2 separate regions of the Homo sapiens genome follow, and region 2 is linked to region 1. Evidence: read pairs that join two places in POLR2A ChIA-PET (ENCODE). Cell type or tissue: PC-9. All regions are shown on one strand.

Region 1 (2,500 bases):
TCCTTTAAAAGAGGAAAGGGTGAGATAACCAGACTTACAAGGATGGTAAAGTATAGTGGGCTTTGGGGCTTACTTATACAGCCCAAAGGTTATGGGATGCTGCTGTTATGATAATCTCATGTCAGAGGTTCCTATGGAAGAGGAGAAAGGATGTACCTTTCTGTGTGTTCTCATTCAGAAGTCAAAAGTTTGTTTTTTAATGATTAGTTTACAGATTTGGGGCTGACTGATAGTATCTGGGCAGGGAAAAGAGACCTGTGACTCAGGTTGTTAAGGGAACCTGTGTATATGCTCTCACAAACTCGAAACCGTGTGTTGTGATCCTTAATTGGAGAAGAGGTAGTGCCCTTCTTTGTTATCATCACTAAAGAGTATAAATTATAAAGTCACAGTTTCTCATAAAGAGGCTTTGATAGTTTCACTTCCTGAAATGTGTATATTCACAATCTTTTGCAATAGTTATTTTAAGGTGATGTGTTTTATTTTTTTCTCTACTGCCTCTTCGAAATCAAAAAGTTATATATACTTTTTATTTTATATTAATCTTTTTCAATTTTTGTTTTTATAATTTTAATGTATTTTAAATTTATTTTAAAGTTTTATTTCTCCTTTTTGCTTTAATATTTCTTCCTTTTTAAATTGTTTTTCATTTTTCCTTTGTATGTGTTTTTCTTAAAAGAACAGAAGAATTAAAATAATATCTAGTGATGTAGGTATTTCAGTTTTGTTTTTAATCAGCCTTGAGAAGAAAATACAGGCTCAAATAACATTTGTAGTCAGTTCTAAATAGCTATAGAGTTTTCCCAAGGATTACCTTTCTTTTTTAGTATTATCTGATAACAAAATAAAAAAAAATTTTCCTGAGAAAATTCACCGTTCCTTTGCTTTTGTTGACTCTGTATATTAATGTTAAACAGGAAGCGAGGCCACTGCCAGGGGCTGAGCCCTGCAGACCCAGTGCCCTGCAGGTAGTGCCCTCCTCCCTACTGCCTCCCAGGACTGGATCTGGGCTTTTCTGGTGTGTGGTTACTGTGCTTATAGAGCATTGAGGTAACACCTCGTGCATATTTTACAGATAGAAGGAAAATAGCAGTGAATTTTAGTTCAGAGTCCTGAGGGTGAGGTATCAAATACTCTGGCTGAAGGTCTTTCTCTAGGTTTACTTCCTGCATAGCTGGGCAAGGGTGTGGGGTGGTGCCATGTGGGGTAACCAGATTCCCAGCACCCTGTGAGGTGGACCTTCCCGGGTTTTATGGATTCCTACCGCATGTTAGCTAAATGGCTGTTTTCAGTTGTGCAATAGATATGAGTAGCCTTTGGTTAGTGTTCTTTCTGTGATTACAACATGAGGAAATACATTCCTTTGGTGTGATATTTTAGTGGAACTTTAATTTTAAAATCATGTAGTTTTCTAAAACCAGGCTTTCTTTTTTTGGTATGTTGTCTAGGAGATATGTGGTCTTTATTTTAATTAAGTTGCTGACCTTTTTACTATTTTACATAATATAACAGTTAAAGGGTGATTAAACTGTTTTTTAAAAAAGTGATTTTTAAAAAAAAGTGCTTGTTGACATCATCTTTCTGAGAACACTAGTATATGTGATTTACTATAACAAGATCTTAGTTTTTCCTGTTGGCAAATGACATGTAATATTTACAGAGGTCTTGGGTTCAGTCCAGCAGAAACATCTCAGATAAATTGATGTGTGAAACTAAAGCCATTTTACATTTTCTTTCATATGGAGATAATATAAACAGTTTTTTCATTTAAAAGTAAGGAGAGACTGGCTATTTAGTATGGATTTCTTTGAGAGGGACAACTTGTAATAGTATGCATTCTCTAGAGTTAAACATCAAACACCATGTTTTTAGTTTTATAATTCAGTGATATGCATCCGGCAGTTGTGTGTTGAGGATTCTGAGTTAATTCATGGGCTTTTTCTCCTGGTGTCATGCTTCTCTTGCTTTCCCATCTAAATGTATAAGGTCACATTTTGTATTTCACATATTTAAATTAGCATAAATTCTCAATCTATGAGATTTTTACTTTTAAAAACTAGAAATATCTCTAAACTGTTAACAGAGTCTAAGTAGTGAAGTATCTTCAGTGGTCTTTTAAAGAATACAGTTGGAATATTCCAACTGTCTTTAAATATTTTCAGCATTTAACCTAAACACAGTTCAGTGCTAAAATTTATTTAAATATAGTGGAATTCTTATCTGTTGAGAAATGAAGAGGTTGAAATATAGTAACCTCGGAAATCTAGTCTCATCTATTTGAGACCAGTTATCGTTTTGTAGGTAGACCAATCAATTCTTAGGTACCAAGAATCTGAATGATCCTTTTACTTTTAGGAAGGTAAGTACTTTATTCATTTAACTATGTTTACTCCTGGTCGATTTTTCAAGTCACAATGGCTAATGTGCTACAAACAGAAGTGCTTCCTTTCCAGCACTATAGTAATAAACAAGATTGCATTTTATACTCCTTACAAAAAAA
Region 2 (2,500 bases), 90 kb before region 1:
ATGTGGTTGTATGTTCCTTTTTATTGCTGAGTAACATTTGGTTACATGAATATATCGTGATGTATTTATCTATTTTGATGGTGATGGATTTTTGAATTGTTTACAGTTTGGGGTTATAATGAATGAGGCTGAGGTTTTGAAGCAGGGCCACAGACTTTGACACTCTCATCAGAAATGGTTTCTGTAGCCCCTCCCACTGGAGCCAGGCAGGTTTGCGATTGCTTCAACTAATGGAGACTAGTAAAAGATTGAAGTGTCCCTCAAAATTCCCATGTCAAAGTCCTAATCCCTGGTGTGGCTATATTTGCAGGTAGGACTTTTAGGGAGGCAATTACAATTAAATGAGGTCATAAGGGTGGGGCCCTGATTCAAGAAGCCTGGCGTGTCCTCGTAAGAAGAAGAGGAGACACCAGAGCTCAGTCTCTCTCCCTCCCTGCACAGGTGCAGAGGGAAGGAACTGGGAGCACACAGCAAGAAAGTGGCTGTTCACAAGCTAGGACCTGACCCTGCTGGCACCTTGATCTCGGACTTCCAGCCTCCAAAACTGTGAGAAAAAAATAAATATTTGTTGTTTAAGCCACCCATCTGTGGTATTTTATTATGACAGCCTGAGTAGACTACTTCAGACCCTATGTTACTTCTGAGGCTGTGTTACAAAAGGCCATGCAAATAAAAAGGCCAGGCAGCTTCCCAGAACTGGGAGTTCTCTGGGAACACTGGCTTTAGGGCCCTGAGCCCGCCATGCTTGGAGGCCACTGCAGACACCCCAAATGGAAGTCCTGGCTGGGCCCAGTCTTCAGCTGCCCAGCCCCAGGGCTGGCGTGTGAGTGGGAGGGCCATTGAGGACAAGCTGTGCCCAACATTGGCAATCGTGGGGCAGACAAGAGCTGCTCTGCTATGCCCCTTCTTATTTCCTGACCACGGGCGGAATCGATGGGCGTGAAAAATGCTGGTTGTATTTCACCAACGTGGGGGGATTTTTCTAGTCACACTGGATAAACTGGAACAATGTTGTATGAGCATTCTTAGAGAAGTTTCTTTTGGGAACCTATTCATTTCTCTCCCCATTAAGTACGTAGGAAGGAATTTCTAGGTTGAAGATTAATGTTGTTATAAAGATTTGCTCTAGTTCTCCCACATGGCTGTCCTATTTTAAACTCCCCGCAGCCATGTGCAAGAGCTTCAGTCACCCTACGTCTTTGCCAACATTGGTGTGATCATCTTTTTGATGTTAGCCCTCCTAGTGAGTGTGAAAGGATGTCTCATTGTCGTTTTATTTTCAGTCCTTTGATTACAAATTATGTTGAGCATCTTTTCATTTGCTTATTGGCTATTCGTATATCATGTTTTGTGAAACATGTATTCAAGTCTTTTGCCCATTTTTAAACACTGTGTTGTTTCTCTTTTTTTAGTTGATGTGTGGGAATTCTTTATATATTCCATATACAAGACATTTGTCAGATAAATGAGCTGTGAATATTTTTTCCCAGTCTATGTGACGTCAGTAGTTTTCAAAGCCCCGCAGATGACTCCAGCATGTAGCCAAGGTTGAGACCATTGGCCTAGTGCTTATTTCCTTCTTTTCCTGGAAGGACAAAACTGGGGTCCAGTATGCGGGGTTGGGAATCAAATCACGTGGCTTTGGCTTGGCTCCAACACTTGCCTACCATGTGACCCCAGGCAAGTCACTTAAAATGGCTTCATACCTCCATTTTCTCATCCCTAAGATGGAGTTGATAATCAGGCTCTAGAAAGAGTGTTTTAATAATTAAGTAATCATAAGCAGATGTCTATGATGTCACTACATGCACAGATTATGATATTTGCAGGACAGTATCAGGTTTCAACTTAAAATTTCTCATAGTTACGTATAATATCTTCCATTTTAGGCAAAATTTTCAGGTCACCAATATTTGCCATAGATAAAAGACTAGGAGTGTGGGGGTTATTATAATGCTTTAGATATATGAGGAAATTGTACAAAATAATATCTCCATGGGGTATTTATTTGTTTTTGTTTTTGTTTTTTTTTTGAGATGGAGTCTCACTCTGTCGCCCAGGCTGGAGTGCAGTGGCTCGATCTCGGCTCGCTGCAAGCTCTGCCTCCCAGGTTCACGCCATTCTCCTGCCTCAGCCTTCCGAGTCGCTGGGATTACAGGCGCCTGCCACCACACCCGGCTAATTTTTTCTATTTTTAGTAGAGACGGGGTTTCCCCATGTTAGCCAGGATGGTCTCGATCTCCTGACTTCGTGATCCGCCTGCCTCGGCCTCCCAAAGTGCTGGGATTACAGGCGTGAGCCACCGCGCCTGGCCTTTGTCTTTTTAATGCCTTGTGCTTCAAGTTAAAGAAAGGAATGGAGGACAGAAACAGTGCAGGCAGCATGGGCTGGCAGTAGCACGGAGTCTGGCATCGCAGATATCCTAAATGCAAAACTTCGAGGCTGAAATTGGCATGAGACATGTCACATATTCAGCAATCCTAAATCAGTTCACTCTCAT

The links. ChIA-PET counts read pairs that join two places held together with the same protein. Peaks named below come from ENCODE experiments on the same cell type or tissue, not always from the same donor. Only the 100,000 strongest peaks of a DNase experiment are listed, where the experiment ranks them.
Region 2: POLR2A ChIA-PET joins it to region 1 with 12 read pairs; 4 of 35 experiments call an interaction of 5 or more read pairs at or near these places.

The regions. Positions count from the first base shown.
Region 1 is chr18:12,837,047-12,839,546 of GRCh38, reverse strand. The region is part of intron 2 of PTPN2 (protein tyrosine phosphatase non-receptor type 2); the gene reads left to right. Among named protein-coding and RNA genes, the nearest start is that of PTPN2, 46 kb to the left of the region's middle. In PC-9, no CTCF peak of the experiment used is centred here; DNase peaks (open chromatin) are centred at 336, 1,216 and 1,636; H3K4me3 peaks cover 2,079 bases; H3K27ac peaks cover 2,500 bases.
Region 2 is chr18:12,927,545-12,930,044 of GRCh38, reverse strand. No RefSeq gene overlaps it. Among named protein-coding and RNA genes, the nearest start is that of SEH1L, 19 kb to the left of the region's middle. In PC-9, no CTCF peak of the experiment used is centred here; no DNase peak of the experiment used is centred here.